Regions from separate parts of the Homo sapiens genome. Here region 2 is linked to region 1. The links are chromatin loops, found by intact Hi-C in ENCODE. Cell type or tissue: B cell. All regions are shown on one strand. Each heading gives the region's core, and the rest is flanking DNA. Links, peaks and the distances in the headings are about the cores only.

The links. A loop is a pair of places that touch in the nucleus more often than their neighbours do. Peaks named below come from ENCODE experiments on the same cell type or tissue, not always from the same donor. Only the 100,000 strongest peaks of a DNase experiment are listed, where the experiment ranks them.
Region 2: a loop joins it to region 1, with 8 times the contacts of the local background. A loop is called at or near these places in 11 of 110 quality-filtered maps.

The regions. Positions count from the first base shown.
Region 1 is chr10:2,834,013-2,842,702 of GRCh38, forward strand. No RefSeq gene overlaps it. Among named protein-coding and RNA genes, the nearest start is that of PFKP-DT, 230 kb to the right of the region's middle. RefSeq lists a silencer at 1,871-2,071. In B cell, for the core only: CTCF peaks have their summits at 5,309 (motif pointing right) and 5,509; a DNase peak (open chromatin) is centred at 5,269.
Region 2 is chr10:2,973,537-2,982,226 of GRCh38, forward strand. It overlaps LOC105376352 (a long non-coding RNA gene), which reads right to left. Exons shown (of 4, transcript XR_001747271.2): 3 at 3,034-3,236; 4 at 2,814-2,915. Among named protein-coding and RNA genes, the nearest start is that of PFKP-DT, 89 kb to the right of the region's middle. In B cell, for the core only: a CTCF peak has its summit at 4,775 (motif pointing left); a DNase peak (open chromatin) is centred at 4,755; H3K4me3 peaks cover 452 bases; H3K27ac peaks cover 1,682 bases.

The DNA.
Region 1 (8,690 bases), core at 367-8,366:
TTCAATCTTCAAGGAGCCTAAACTGTCACAGGACAAGTGGCAGACCCTTCCTTTTACATACACCCTGTCCCTCACTTCCTGCTCCGCTTCAAAACATGTGCCGAATGTCCAAGTTTAACTCGGCCCAACTCAGCTCTGCACAGCCATTTGCAGGGGGTGGCATATGGGCTCAGTGGGGTTCAGAATGTGGATTGGATGCAGTAACTGTAGGAACAAGAGGCTCAGAGTGAAGCTAGGCAAAAAGTTGTTACACACTATAGAAAAATGCACTACATCCAAATGCAATCATTCTTTTTTCAGTCCTAAGCATTGGACCTGGCTCAGAGAACAATTTCAGCCTCTAAAGCCATAGCTTCAACATCATCCACAAGACAAATTTCACTTTGAACACTGAGGAGAGCTGCCAAGTACGGGACCCTGGAGCCCAGCCCGGCTGTATGAATCCAAGTGATGTTGGGTGTGACAAAGCTTGCTGAGGTCAGCCTGTGCTTAAGACAAATAAGTGGAACACACACAGCCCTTCACATCAGCAGGAATAAGAAGAAAGCAAGTGGAAAATTCACCTGAAACCCTCATCTCACTTCAATCCTTGAGTAAAAGGCCCGGGATAGACGAGTTGACTCAGAATAATTGAAAATTTTCCTGGATTGCTGGTAGCCCTACGTCCAGAGCAGAAGTGCATTTAATAGATTTTCCTCATGAAAGGAATTTGAAAAATGTAAAAACTATGGAAGAGAAGTAAATAAACATACCTTTAAAGTACTCCTTCCAAGTCTTAACCCAAAGCACACATTTTGGGGGAAATTTTTGCATAGCCACGTTTATGAGCATGCTTCGTGTATCACTTTGTCTCGTTTTTCACATAATAGAATGGCATAGGCATTTCCATGTTATTTTAACGTGGAATAACCTGGCAATAACCGGTACTTACTGTACAGTTGGGGTATAAATTAATTTAATGGCATCATTACATGTCATCAAGCTACTATGCATGGTTTATTATAAAATCACCTCATATTTTGGTTGAGTTAAAAATCTACTTTCTTTTTCTTTGATGCTTCTCTGTGTGTTAGTGTTTACTTCTCCTGAAACATATTAATATTTCATGGGTGGATCACTGAGTCACAGAGAATGACACAGATACAGATGAGTCCGTGTGGGTCCATCTGTCTCTAACTCTATACACGTGACAGCTCTCAACACAAGGCTGTAAAAAGTTTAAGAAGAAAGAGATATCAACTTCAGATGTGGAGGACACGCGAGAAAATCCCGCCCAATCCCAGCCTTCATCAGATAACTCCTGACACCGTCTAGACAGCTGGCATTTTCCAACAGTACCTCTATCCCAGCAGAATCTTATCCATTCCTTGCCAAACTACCCCCCGCTTTGTCTACCAGACTGTCCATCAGCACAATGATACTACCAGTCACCCAGACCCCAGGGCTAGCCAGCCACTCCTCACAGGAGCCAGACACAGCCCGGCTCGCTTCTTCTCTTTTCAAAACCACAAGCATCATGGCACTTTGCTGCAGTCAGGGCTGATCCTTCAGCAAGCTGTCATCAAAACCAGGAGTGCCTACTTGGCAGATGTGTAATCAAGGTTATGGGATATGCCCCAACCCAGAGGCAAAGCTACAGAAAGAAGATGGTCAGCCAGTCATCACAGTGATGTGTCTGCATTGAATCCCCACCCAGGGGCAGGCAGCCCAAATCCATGCCAGCCACTTTCTCCAACTCTGCAATCCTCCAGAGAGGCCCGGCCAGGCCTTCACACATCTCTGCACACTGTGTCCGTTCCTGCTCACTTGTGCACACATGCACATGTGGACACACACACACACACTTCACACATCTCTGCATATTGTGCTCATTCCTGCACACACACACAGAAGAATCCCTTCACTTCCTCCTCTCCCGGCACTGCCCGTCTGTTCAGCTCTACCTGGAGGACCTGCTCTGGAAGCCCAGCTCTGCTGCTGAGGCCTGCCCTGTTTCCTCTCTTAGTTTATAAACCTCCTGCCATCCATCTCTTTCATTTGAGTGGTTAATAATACGTTGTAAATTGTTCCCTAAGCTGTCCCATGCGTTTTATCACTGCAGCTGGGCTGCAATCTCCTGAAATCAGAGGCTCCGCCTTGCATCGCGCTTGTATCTGCACAGACCTTGGCTGTGAGCACAGGCCGATGAGCAGAGGTTAATCTCCCCACACAGACACACGACTATGATCAGGCATTTTTCTACCTCCGAAGGTCTGGCCTTGGGATCGGGGAGGGAGCTTGCTTTCTTTCCTTCCTTTTTCCAGGGGAAGACCCTCCGTAAGAAGAGCTCTTCTGGGTCTCCTGCCCTTCGCCCGCCCTGGGTCATCTGACTGGCAGGTCTAGATCTGGAAGACGTTGGGAGAATCAGCTCTGGCTTTCTCTAACTATGGGAGCCGCTGCCTGCCGGAAGCAAGCGTGTAGCGGTGCCTCTCTGTGCAGTGATTCTTAGAGGCAGAACCTGCTGGGCTGTTGGTCACTGCAGCCAATGTGCTGTGATTTTGCAAGTAAATTGTCTTTTCTTTTTCCTTTTTTTTTTTTTTTTTTTTTTTTTTTTTTTTTTTTTTTGAGACGGAGTCTCGCTCTGTCGCCCAGGCTGGACTGCAGTGGTGCAATCTCGGCTCACTGCAAGCTCCGCCTCCCGGGTTCACGCCATTCTCCTGCCTCAGCCTCCCGAGTAGCTGGGACTACAGGCGCCCGCCACCACGCCCGGCTAATTTTTGTATTTTTAGTGGAGACGGGGTTTCACCATGTTAGCCAGGATGGTCTCGATCTCCTGACCGCATGATCCACCCTCCTCGGCCTCCCAAAGTGCTGGGATTACAGGCGTGAGCCACCGAACCCGGCCACAGTAAGTCTTTTTAATTTGGAGGTGAAGTATGAAGACACCCACTTGGCCAACAATCCACATTTTCCCACAGCTTTATCCGTATAAAAATGATATTTTGCTCTGTATCTTCCCGACTCTTGTCTGCTTCTCAAGCATTTCTTAAATGAGGGTAGAGAAAAGAGAGCTGTTGTTAACTGGGGCCTTCAGACCCGTGAGACAGCGGCCCCCGGCCCCCGGCGCGCCTCTCGGGCCACGTGGCTGCTCTGCCACGGCACCCGCAGTCCTGAGGGCCGCTAGGCCAGGACAGTGCCCACGCCCAGCCTCACCTCCTACAGGGAACAGGAACTGAAGTTGTCTGTGGCTGCCCCCAAAGGTAAGAACAGGACTTGGGAAAGCCTTGGCAGTTCTTGGAGTGCTCAGGCAGGAAGTTTCTCCCTAAGCTAGGAAGTGGGGGCTCTCCAGCTCTCACAGGTCCCCTCATTCTCCAAAGGATCCCACAGGCCAGCGAACGGTGCTCTCCTTCCAAGCTCTCGGGTCTCTGCTCCCAGCACACCGGCCAGCTCATGCCAGGGAATTCTCCAGGCAGCACAACCCATTGTGCCAGTGAGCGCCAGTGTCCTGGGAGGGTGATGTGAAGACCGCATCTCACAGCAGCCTGACCCTGCCTGTTCAGCACTCCCCCTGGGCACTTAAGCATCAGGAGACAGGGGAGAAAATGTAAAGGAAAACTAAGGCTCCAAGAGTGGAAACCCTGACACAAACGAGTTCCGGGAAAGCTTATTTGTATATATATTTTCCCCTAAATTAGTACCTGATTTTTCCTTATTCTAGAGAAGGAATCCTAGAAACATCTCCAAGAATAGGGGTGATTATTTTAAAGAAAACCGTGCAGGAAATTGAAAACGATCACATTTAACGTTGGAAACTGACGGCTCTTGCACACATTTTGATTCTCATCGCTTAAGAATTTCCCCTGCATATTTTGTCTAAATAAAGCACACACTGGTGTGATCAACCATTCCAGTGAGGAGGAGCACTTAGGGTTTTTCACGTGAAGAGTAAGCGTTTCAACATGTTTTTAAATGCATAATTTTCTGGCTGGTAAATAATCTACATTTTTTTTGTATGTCCCTACAATAGTTTGCATAATCCACCTTTTTAAAATTTTGTAAATATGCATTTACATGATAAAGTGTGATTAGACTACAGTGCCTACTCATGCATTGCTTATGTTTTCCTTAACAAAAAAAGCACAAGAAAAACAAAGGGAATTTACATAATTTTCATTTCCCATTTGTGCATTTTAACTTAATCAACATATTTATTCTGAAATATAGTCAGCTGATGCCACACCAAAAAAAAAAAAAAAAAGCACAATCGTCTATGGAACAAAAATAAATAAATACAGTTGATTTCAACTCTTCAATCATGTCCTCAATTTGGTAACGAAAGCTTTTATGAGGAAAGCCCTTGTCCTTTCGTTAAAGAAGGTCATATCCAAAAGTTTTATATTATTGGCGTTTAATGTCATGATTGTTTATATTTCTGTAGTTTCGTAATTATTATTGATCTCATAATGATAATTAAGAAGTAGCAAATAAGCAAAAATGGGTTAAGCAAGTGTCTCAACATTGCTATTGCTCACAATTAGAGCTAGTGTATTTCTAGATAGAGAAGAAGTCCAAAGAGGTAACAATGAGAGTCGAAAATACCCTGGTTTCCGCTTGGGAAAATTACTGCTTTCTCTTATGTGAAGTCTAACTGAATACTCAACAGGCAGGCAACCCTCACCTAGCCTAGGAGGGAAGGCAGGCTCATGGACCCAAGCAAGTCCAAGTGGAAGCCTTCTCCCTGTCACTAGGATTCTTGGGGGCAGAGAAACAGGGAGAAGGACAATTAGTAGTGGTTCCTTTGAAGTCCACTTCATTGTTCATTGTTCTGCATCCTGAAGTCCACTGACTTCAAGTTCATTAACTCCTGGAGGAGACCATCCCTACTGCCGCACCATCCACAAGCTTTCTACTCACTTTCATACCAGATCTCCTACCACGTTTTCCATCCCCGATTCCTCCCCATTTGCTCAAGTTATCCTGAGTTGGGCTCTGGAATTTTCAAGCAACAGACCTCTGCTGAGCTGTCCCAGCTCTTCCCCAGCCCCTCTGTTATTGGAAATGACTGCTTTGACTTGGATCAATTCGCTGGTGTCGTTTGCCTCCACCGTCTTTCTCATGCCCTGTGATTAGGGTGACCACACACCCCCTGGATGCACCTGCGGCCCCTGCGTATGGTTTCTGTCTCAAAGCCTCTCAGGTATGACAGTAAACTCTACGTTCCCTGCGTGAGCAGAAGCCAGGTGTCTCCTTTCAACAACGGTTGGGTCCTCATGGCTGGGTTATCTTGGCCACCAGAGGGCGACGCAGTGAAGTGTGAACGGGATTCCAGCCCTGCATTCAGTCACTACACGATGACCATGCTACTCCAGATGATACCCATGCTGCTTCGATGTGCCAGGCAACCTTCTAGACACTGGAAATGCAAAGACGAATGAGACACACGTCTTCTTTACCCCCCAGGAGCCCAGGATCCAGTGGTGGTGTAAACAGAGGACAGCACGGCACAAGTGCTATGGAGGAGCCAGGATGGAGTGACACGGGGATGCTGTGCATAAGAGAGGGATGAAAAGGAGGGCTGGGATCAGGACAACAGGGAGAGTTCTTAGAGGAGGTGGCTCCAGAGGAAGGGGTCAGATTGTGCCAATGACCCCAGGTCAGCAGGGAAGAGCTAGCAGTGGACATTGCAATGCTGGGGATATTGCTCCAGTCCTTCAGCCTCTAGACAGTAACATGGAGGAAGTGACTGCCCGGGTCTGTTCTGTATCTTCATAGAACAAGCAACAGATGGAGTCCATAGTTTACCATGCTAAAGGGAATCCCGTTTGGTGATGGATAAGTTGAAGTAAAATAAGAGTAAGTGTCAAAAAGAGGTTGGACAGGCAGAGGTGCTTCCAAGACACTGCTGGGCATCACAGAGCCCTAGCAAGGGGGTCTATGCCCCCCAGCTTCCTGCCCAGCCTGCCTCATTATATGCTGGAGGGTAAAATCCATTTTCCCAAAGAGATAAAAAGAACGACGGAATTGACCAAAACATATACAAACATGAAATCCGCTACAAAAATTGCAAGATATAAGTCAAAGTTCCATTGGTTCTGAAACTGTAAGACCCACAGGTCTTATCATAGATAATTATTTTAAAGTGTTGTTAGATGATCATTCACCCCTATGGAAAGACAATTTGCTGTTGCACGGGACTGTGCCTCTCCCAACACCATCTCACTTGTCCCCACATGCTCCCCTTTTGTTGGGAAGGTTGGCCGAGATATCACCTCCTGCTTCAGAGAATATGAGTGTCTGTGCCCTAAATGACATAGTCTTCATTGTCTAAAAATGAGCTATTTACTCCATTCTTGTTCATTGATTCTTAATCCAATATCCCATCATCGGGTAGATATTTTTTTGCAAGGAATAATGGCCACTATTTATTGATCACATACACTGTGGCAGGCAAAACATATACATTATCATCAATCTTAAAATGGTGCCATTATCAACATTTTACAGGGAGGCTCAGAGAGATGAGATGTGTTGGCCAAGTTTACAGGGGCGGAAAGTAAAGAATTTGGGTTTAAACCAGATCTTCCTGTCCCCAAATTCATTGTTTTCCAACAAAATACGGGCGAATGTAGACAGAGTGAAATAGAAAGCTTGCAGTTTACCAATATCTGTGGGTCAAGCAGAACAGAGGAGCAGCCCCTTCTATGAAGGTTTGTTACATCTCATCAGAATTAAAAATGTTTTAAGATGTCATTTAAATTTACAGCACACCTGTGTTCATGACACAAGTGAGAATATTTCAGGATGAGTAGGCTCTCCACAAAAAACTTGACATTATATTTATGTGCTGATTTTTCAAAATAAATTATCATAAATGTGAGGCTTAGGATACATAGACGAGATATGGCTGTAAGACAATCCATCTCTTGATTTAGCAAATAAATTGGATTTCTTTCTAGTCATCTCAATATTTAAGGTCAAGGAGATGAATTTCACATGGTGTCCTGATCATTAATAAATCCCGGCTTGTTCTCATGTGATGCTGTTTTGGACTTAATTAGATCCATGCACCTCTCCCTGCAATACAGAACACAAAGACAAGAGTGCCCATTTTCCCAAATTATATGGTTGCATTATTTCAAACTATGAATATCCCAAACAGCCTACTGATTATTTTGCCAAATTTATTATTAGAAAGAACCACCCTAAATAAAAACCCCAAAATCAAACAATTTTATCTTTATAAGTTGATCCATTTTTGAAAGGAGGCTGTTAGTTTTACAAAAGTGCTGTGCATTCATTACAACCATCCAAATCATATCAAAAATTACCGGGGAGAAAATGTCGCCACTCCCACCTCCACCACCATAGGTAAGGGCCATGATGATTTTTGCTGGCCATCTCTCTCGTTAGCTCTGTGGATAATTAACCCCGTGTAGGCTCAGGGGCAGCATTGCATGTGGTGTTACACAGCATGCTCCATTTCCCACGCTGTGTGCCGTGGGCTCCTGTCTACACACTGGGGAAGAGCCGAAGAACTCTCTAGGGAGAATCCTGCACCCACCGGGTTGAGGTGCTCTCTGCACTTGCCTCACTGCAGGTGAGAGTCACCTTCTGTTCTTATTTCGTAAGATCCAAGCCTCTCCTTCATGCACATGGCCTGTTCAGGCCCTCAGCACCCAGGAATGGGCATGGACACTCACCTTCACCTGCTTGGCTGAGCATAAAACCTGCCCGATTGTCTCATACAACTGAGGTGTATGGTTTCTTTTCAAGGAACATAAAAATGGACCCTCCTAGTCTCAAAACTTGAGAAATGGAGATTTGTCTTACCTGAGTCTCTCTCTCAGGACACCAGCCATCAGTCCTCCCAGATGGTGTCAAGGAGCTCAAACTCACCAGGTCCCCACATCTGTCAATGAGAGGCCAGAGGCCTCGCCCTCCATGACTGCCTAACCACCCATCTGCTGCCTGTTGATCAATTCCTCTTCCTCACCCCTCCCTGGCTCCCATTTTCCCACACATGGTTACATTTCTTCCCTGCCAGAGAAAACCCTAATGTTACTCCACCGGGGAGATGGATTTGAGACTGATCTCTTATCTCCTCAGCTGCAGCACCCAATAAAGCCTTCTTCCCTGGCAGTAGTAGCCTCAGTGATTGGCTTTCTGTGCCACTGTGAGCTGCGGGACCTAGACCTAACCCCTGGTGTTTTGGTAACGAGGATTAAAGGATATGAGGGCCTACACCTGGTGTCCAGCCTGGAGAGCACTGTGCTGAGCCCTGGCAGCTGTGGCTGGTGGCTTTGTCTTTGGTGTGGTGGATGCAGTGGTGTACAGGATGCTTGGTGTGAGAAGGGCCCTCTGTGCCCCACAGCCTCTCCTGCCTGGACATCATCATGGCATTTCTGTGACATCACTCACAGAGCTCTCCTTAGGAGCCACAGGAGAAATTTCTGTCTAGCCATAGTTGTACTTCTTCAGAATGAATGGTTAACAGTTATAGTTTTTATTTCATTGACTGTTTGAACCATCCAACCAAAAACATGATGACTACATGGAATCAGGACATATTCTTTTTGCTACAAGTTAATGATCAACCCAGTTCAAATCAGCTCTGATAATGAGGGGTTTTCTCCAAGAGTCAAGGTGCCTCTAAATGTGGCCAGCTGGCCTCTCACTTCCCTTCTCTTCCTGTATTCCTTGGTTCCACCATC
Region 2 (8,690 bases), core at 557-8,556, 140 kb after region 1:
CTGGACTAACGAGCCACAGTGCCAGTAGCAAAGCACCAGGAAATCTGCAAGCCAGCAAACACACTGCTGTCTCTGTGCTGGCCTGGGAAATTTGAATGTGCTTTGAAAATTTGTTGAAGAATCATACCCTGGTAGGACCCAGGGAGAGAAATATCTGGGCTTACTGATCTGTCGGCATGATTCAGCCACTTCCCTTCCTTTCATTCTTTGATTAACAAAGCTGAAGTTTCCCTGACAAAGTGTTATGGAAGGATGGCCAGGGTTAAGATCGCAATTGCTTGTAAAGCAATGTAAATAATAAAAGAGAAATGATATTGCACACTGCTGTGCCATTTTCAAATTGATATTTTCCAACATAACTGCATCGAATCCTCATGACCATGTGAGCCCTTAAGTACTATTATTACCCCTGTTTTATATTTGAGGGTTGAGGCTCAGAAAAACCAAGTAAAGTGGTCAAGGTCAATGTAGGAGGCCTCAGATTCCAATTCCAGTGTCCTCCGGTTACAGCACCCGGTGACCTGGGGCCATTTTCTTTTAATCTACAGATAGGCAGCAGGCCTTGGAAATCCAGCTCTTTGAAAATAGTAATTACTTTGTTTTTTTTAGGTCCAAAATGTGCCCAGCAATTGAAGCATTCTTAAGTGGGCAGGATCACTCAGTTATTTTGGTCATCTTCATAGTCAGTTTGGATACAATCAGGACAGAATGACCAGCACGCTATAGACCCCCAAGATTAATTGACCACATCACAGCCAATGTCATATGAGCCCAGGCTGAGAATGTATTTGGAGGTTGTGCAGACACCCGAGACAGAAGTAATTATTTTATTATTTATTATGAAGATATTGGAGTTATGTTAAAAAAAAAAGTAGGAATAAAGAGGAAGCAGTGAATTCGTTTAAACAAAATTGAGGATTCACTGCCTGCATAGAAATAAAAGCCTTCCAAGCAAAATGATTTATAAATAAAAGACGAGTAACTACCATGTATTATAAATGATGCCTTTCCTGCCCTGTGTATTGTAAAATGCTTTCTAGAATCTTACAAAAGCCAGCATGGCAAGAATGTAATGAAGAAGAGAATTGCAAGATTAGAATCACATGGAAATGGGGGTCCTTGGGTAGCCACAGAAGGCGGCTGAACTCCTGGGCTCACGGCAGTGGGTGATCTCTAATAAACTGAGAGAGCAGAGCAACGAAGCTCATTAAAATACAAGAAGAAGAAAAAACTCAGGATAATATCATCCATCTCCACTGATTTCATCACCCTGAGAATGAGGGGTAAAGCTTGCTAACATGAGAATGAATTTTTATAAAGCACAGACATTTTCTGACATTTTAAGGGAAGAATATGGTGTGGCATTCCCCAGCCTGCAATGCAATGTGTTTATTTAAGGAGTAAATGCAGAAATGTTTTAGGGAGATGGGCCTCAATGAGCTCATGTGGGAGCAGAGAGCCCTGACTACGAGGAGGCCTCCGTGATCCCTCAGCAGAGCACACGCTCCTGCACTGACCAGAACCACGCCACGAAATCGGACCCCAGGAACCCTCGCAGATAGAATCCAGCACCTTCCTTCATCCAAGTTTGATGAGTTTGCTGATAATTCATATTCACACTCGGCTTTTCCAAGAAAGTAAGGAAGAAGGAAAAAAAGGGCTTTACTTGCCACTTTTCCGAAAAGACAAATTATTCAGAGGTCATCAAACCTACAGGAAGAGCAAATGAGAAGGGATGGGTAGGGCCTGCTGGGTGGACCCCTTTTAAATACCTCTCGCCAGGCGCGGTGTCTCATGCCTATAATCCCAGCACTTTGGAAGGCCGAGGGGGGTGGAACACTTGAGGTCAGGAGTTCAAGACCAGCCTGACCAACATGGAGAGACCCCGTCTCTACTAAAAATACAAAATTAGCTGGGTGTGGTGGTGGGCGCCTGTAATCCCAGCTACTCGGGAGGCTGAGGCAGGAGAATTGCTTGAACTCAGGAGGCTGAGGTTGTGGTGAACCAAGATGGCGCCATTGCACTCCAGCCTGGGCAACAAGTGCAAAATTCCATCTCAAAAAATAACAATAATAATAATAATAATAATAATAATAATAATAATAATAATTGATAATTAATAAATAACTCTCAAGTGAATGCATCCTCAACCTGTTTTTCTCCATCAGTTTGTTTGACTTTTTAAAATATTAAGATTGGCCAGATGCTGTGGCTCACACCTGTAATTCCAAAACTTTGGGAGGCTGAGGCAGAAGGATGGCTTGAGCTTTGGAGTTCAAGACCAGCCTGGGCAACGTGGTGAAAACCCATCTCTACAAAAAATGCAAAACTTAGCTGGGTGTGGTGTCACATGCCTGTGGTCTCAGCTACTTGGGAGGCTGAGGTAGGAGGATCACCTGAGCCCAGGAGGATGAGGCTTCAGTGAGCCGCGATCATGCCACTGCACTCCAGCCCAGGTGATAGAGCAAGATCCTGTAACCAAAAAATAAAATAAAATAAAATATTAGGCTATAATAAGTAATAGTTTGAATTTTCTGATGTACAAAATTAGTTAGGAGAGCACTGCAATGGAAATACAATGCAAGCCACAGATGCCATTTTAAATTTTCTAAAGCATATTAAGTAGAAACAGATAGAAGCAATTTTAATAATATATTTTTAAGGCCGGGCACAGTGGCTCACGCCTGTAATCCCAGCACTTTGCAAGGCTGAGGTGGGTAGATCACGAGGTCAGGAAATCAAGATCATCCTGGCCAACATGGTGAAACTCCGTCTCTACTAAAAATACAAAAATTATCTGGGCGTAGTGGCACATGCCTGTAGTCCTAGCTACTCAGGAGGCTGAGGAGGGAGAATTGCTTGAACCAGGGAGTCGGAGGTTTCAGTGAGCCAAGATTGCACCACAGCACTCCAGCCTGTGAACAGAGTAAGACTTGGTCTCAAAATAATAATAATAATAATAATAATAATAATAATAATAATAATAATAATATATTTTAAGCCCAATATGTGAAATATTATTTTAACATATACCTGAGACAAAAATGTCAAGATATTTCTGTTCATTCTGTCATACAAAGTCTTCAAATCTGGTGAGCATTTCCCACCAAGAGTTCGGTTCAGCTTGGACAGGCCACACTGCAGGATCTCAGTGGCCACATGTGGCTAGAGGCCACCCTACTGGGCAGTGCAGAATTAGAATATCTTGCCTTTCCGTGGGTCAGAAATCTGAAACTCTAAATCAAAGAATATTACAAAATATATTCTATGCTATAGCATTCTTTTGTTGGCAATCAAGAAGGTGAAAATACAATTCCGTGGGATGGAGATATTATTTTAAGTTGAATACAGGAATACTTGAAAAGATATTTCTTATTCCTTAATGTATGGATTAGGTGACTCCCCTACATGTCAAACAAGAATCATAGTTCTCAACATTTAGCAGTTTATATGGTCTAGGAGGAAGATTTTAAGGATTACCAGTTACAATATTATTATTATCATTATTATTATAGTGCAATATAGTGCAATAATTCCAACCTGTTTTTAACAAGAAATAAGAGATTTTAAAATAACTAGAACTTAAAACAAGAATAAGTAATAAACGTTGAGTACTTCCTGTATGCCAGATGCCATGATCATAGGATCCTCAAAACCCCATAAAGTAACCACTGTTATTAATTCTATTTTAAAGTTTTTAAAAAGTGCTGGAGGCTGGGCTTGATGGTTCATGTCTATGATACCCATGCTTTGGGAGGCTGGGGTGGGAGGGTCCCTTGAGGCCAGGAGCTCGAGACCAAGCTGGGCAACATATGAAGACCCTGTCTCTACAAAAAACAATTTTAAAAATTATCTACAGATGGTAATGTTTGCCTATAGTCCTAGCTACTCGGGAGGCTGAGACAGGAGGATTGCTTGAGCCCAGGAGGTCAAGGCTGCAGTGATCCATGATTGCACCACTGCACTCCAGACTGGGAAACAGAGTGAGATCCTGTCTTAAAAAAAAAAGAAAAAGAAAGAAAGAAAGAAAGAAAGAAAGAAAGAAAGAAAGAAAGAAAGAAAGAAAGAAAGAAAGAAAGAAAGAAAGAAAGAAGAAAGAAAAGAAAAGAAAAAAAGTGCAGGAGCCCATAGCCTTCCTCCCTGTCGACTAGGGCGCCTCTTTGCCTGGTCCACCAAGGGCCAGGGTGCGGTTACCGCACTGCAGCCAGGGAGGACTGTGAGGACCATGAAGACTGTGAGGACCGTGACGAACTCACACTTCGGTCACAGTCTCAGCAGGCTCCCTAGAAGGATGAGCTTCAGGCCTGCTTCTGCTCTCCAGCAACTTCAGAGGGAAACGTCTTCCAGGTGGAATAAAGAACCCAGGAAAAATGGAGAGGAAACATAGCCCCAGAAATTAATATCCACTGACCTAACAAAGGTTTCAAATGGTGTTTAAGGACCAAAACCAGGTGCCGTGATTTCACACCGTGATTGGTGTCCATTACAGTGAGAACACACCTCATGGCCTCTTTGTTCTCTAAATGCATAAAATATGAATGTTCATTTGAGCTCTTAAGAAGATTGCCTTTATAAGAAAACAGAAAGACAAAATAAAAGAAGGAAGTGAGGAAGGAGGGAGGGAAAGAAAAAAGGGAGAGAAAATCAGGGAAAACAACAACAAAAAAATGGACATTATCGCAGAGGAGCATTTGAGTTTCTCTCTCCCTCTCTCTCTCCTCTTGAACTGGAGGAGCCTTAAGTCAGTCAAACGCTTCCCTCTAGTGTCTGAAATGCTGAATACAGATTTCATTCTCTGAAAACAATGAACAAATCCTTGTAAATTCAGTCTTATGGTACCTGCAGACTCCAATCTACCTTTTAAACTATAATCAAGAAAAAAATTTCAAAAGTAAAATAATTATCCAGTCTTGATTTTCTCCTTACAAATTATGGATTATTCTGGTTTGGTTTTTTTTTTCTGGAAAAGTCATTTAAATCCCAGGGCTGTAAGAAAACTAGGAAAGAAAACTGAATTTTCACAAATCTGATCAATACAGCTTGCATTTAATACAATGATACATTTCTATAACATTTCTGAGAAATTTTAAAATTAAAAATCCTGGCTCTCTTCTTTATCTGGTAGGTTGGTTGTTACAGTTTGGTTTTTTTTTTTCTTACAATTTTAGCTAGAATTCTCACTTCTCACTTTGAGCCACAATTGGTATATCTTGATTGTTACTGTCTCTGGAATAATTAAAAGTAAAAGTTCAGGGCTGGGTGTGGTGGCTGACTCCTGTAATCTCAGCACTTTGAGAGGCCGAGGCAGGTGGGTTGATTGAGGCCCAGGAGTTGGAGACCAGCCTGGTCAACATGGCGAAACCCCGTCTCTACTAAAAATACAAACATGAGCCGGGTGTGGTGGCGCCCACCTGTGGTCCCAGCTGCTCAGAAGGCTGAGACACGAGAATCACTTGAACCTGGGAGGTGGAGGTTGCAGTGAACCAAGATGGCGCCACTGCCCTCCAGCCTGGGCAACAGAGCGAGACTCTGCCTCAAAAAAGAAAAAGAAACCAAAAATGTAAGCATTCAATCTGAAAGCAGCAAAGCAGGGTAAATATTAAACCACTTCAGACATTTCTGCCTTTCAATATAGAAGTTGATCTACATTCCAGAACAATACATATTAAATAAGCCATCACAATCAGTACCTCTGCAATCAATATTGCATATTTATCACAAACATTTCTCCAAAGAGGAGAAAACAAACATGTTAGCATTGGTAAATGTTACTGTCGGAGAAAGGAGACTCAAGCCCTCAGCAAGGCGGGGGCAGCTGCCCAGGGGAACAGGAATTGGGGACAGGCTGGACATTTCCAAGCGTCCAGTAGTTCCTGGCCAGCTTCCTTCTTGACTGGAGACTCTCTGAGCTGCAGTTTGGCCCCACACATTGCAGAACTCCTTTAACAGGCTATGGCAGAAACGGAAGACAAGTGTTGCGAAAATAATCGCATGCTTCAGATGTTTTGTTCTCAGACCAAACTGAGGGGCAGGCGGCTATTTCTCTCAGCCCAATAATGAGATGCAGATGAACTGGGGAGGAAGAGAGATTTTATTTTCTGCCACCGGTTACAGGGAGAAGACCTGGAAATTATTGCCAGACAAACTCAAAATTACAAAGTTTTCCAGAGCTTATCTACCTTCTAAGCATTCATCTAAAGACACAGATGATAAACTTCTTCTAGTCTATAACTAATATCTGAGTCCTGAAGACCTTCCTCTCGAGCCTCAGTAAGTTTACTTCACCAAATGGTCCAGGTTCCGGGGTGATTACCCTTATCTTGTCTCCTGCTAAATCATGGAGGTTTGGGCAGTTCCTTCAGGCCCCAATAAAACTTGTTTAATCCTAAATGGGCCCTGTTAAGAATTCCTTCATTATTTTGTCATGCTTTAAGGCCCAGGAAAGGCCTACTGAAACTGTTGTTACGGAGGCCTGCATTAGTGAGACCTGGCCTGCCACAATTTCATATGATTCTTTTTTAGCATGGAAAATTCTGGAAACTGTTCTGACATCCTCTGGTTTGTGGAAAGTCCAGCACAGAGCAAGACAACTTGCAGAGTATTGGGGCTTGTCTTTTATCTTCAAAGGGAACACTGAAACAATAATACTTACATCTGAGTTCCTCCTATGGGCTAGGGGCTGTTGTAACTTCATCACATGTGTTTGTTTGTTTGATGTTCACAGCAAAGGATGTTGTTGGCATGATCACGTTCCCTGTGTCACAGAGAGGAACCTGAGGCACAGACAGAAAAATCAGTTTGCCCAGATTCGCACAGCCAGTGAGTGACTAAGGGAGCATTCCGAGGAGAAAGAAAAACATACTTGAATGAAAGCAGTTGCTTGAGGGGAACCTTGGTCTACTTTTTTTTTTTTTTTTTTCTGAGATGGAGTCTTGCTCTGTCACCCAGGCTGCAGTACAATGGCGCGATCTCAGCTTACTGCAACCTCCGCCTCCTGGGTTCAAGCGATTCTCCTGCCTCAGCCTCCTGAGTAGCTGCGATTACAGGCACGTGCCATCGTGCCTGGCTATTTTTGTATTTTTAGTAGACGTGGGGTTTCACCATGTTGGTCAGGCTAGTCTCAAACTCCTGACCTTGTGATCTACCCATCTCAGCCTCCCAAAGTGCTGGGATTACAGACATGAGCCACTGCGTCCAGCCTGGTCTACTTTTAATATTGTTTTATTACTCGTATTTAAAGGAGTATTTTTCCTCCTCCGCCAATACACTGACTTATGTGAGTAGTCAACTCTTCTGAGCCATGCAACCCCGCTGTTTAAATGACTCGCGGCTTTGTCACTCCCAAATCCTACAGTAAAATGTATCTGGTGGAGAAATGAACAGACTTGTCTCCTTAAATGAGTGTGGAGAACAGAATGAGTTAAAGGAAAACAAAACAATAAAGCATTCATGTATTTAAAAGATCTGGCCGAATAGTTTGCTAACCTAAAGAAAATGATTCAGAGGCTGGGCATGGGGGCTCATGCCTGTAATCCCAGCACTTGGGAGGCTGAGGTGGGAGGATTTCTTGAGCCCAGGATTTCAACACCAGCCTGGGCCACATAGTGAGACCTCATCTGTACAAAAAACAAAAAATAAAAAACTAGCCAGGCGTGATAGCATGCAACTGTTGCCCCGGCTACTCAGGAGGCTAGACGGGGAGATTTGCTTGAGCCTGGGTGGTCAAGGTTTGTGGTGAGTCGTGGTCACCCCACTGTCTGGGTGACAAAGCAAAAAAAAAAAAAAAAAGAAAGAAAATGACTCAGCAGCATTCGATCAAACTGAGAAACATAATTGAATCCTGCCCAGTGTCCCGTGTCCATCGCTAGGTCCTCTACTGTGGGACCAGTGCGTGATAAGTGAAGAGTCTTTCAACTCTCTCCAAAAGCCGAGGCACCAGAGGGCACAGCGCAGAGCAGGCAGGAAGCCCCTGAACAGTGATTGGCGCTGGAGGTCCACGATTCATTCACAAGGCGTTGCAGGGCAGCGGGATGGGCGTGTTTTGGATAAACGTGCCGGGGTTGCTTACACCCCGCCGGAAGCTAGAGGATCAGGACATCCTTGCCCGTTTCTGCCATCGGCTTGGCCAGCTGTGCTCACGGGCACAGCGGAGAGCAGACAGTGGTCAAAGAATGAACTTCAGTTGCCCCCAAAGCACTTGCTTGCTTCTATCCAGAAATTCCTGTGATGACGCTGTGAGCTGTGATTTCATCTGGGAACCTCAGCACTTCAGTGTTCCTTTTTGGAGGGATCAGTTCTTTTTTTCTTTCTTTCTTTTTCTTTTTTTTTTTTTTTTAACCTTCCAAAGCTCCCATGCAGCAAAAGTTGTATGAGTAGGAGGTCGATTAAATTTAAAAGTTGGTGAAGAAGAGCTTCCAGCTTCCCACCTAGGATGTAAGGGGCTTGGAGGTGGCCACTCCCTCCTAACAGGTAAAAAGCTGAGCCCTGACGTAAACTCTGAATGCTGGGTGACAAGGGTGTGTCGGTGACATAGGTGCATGGATGGTAACAAATGGACCGCTCTAGTGGGGGTGTTGGTAGTGAGGGAGGCTATGTGTGGGGGCAGGGGAGTTTTTTGGAAAATCTCTGTACCTCCTACTCAATTGTGCGACAAACCCACAACTGCTTTAAAAAAAAAAAAGCTCATTTTT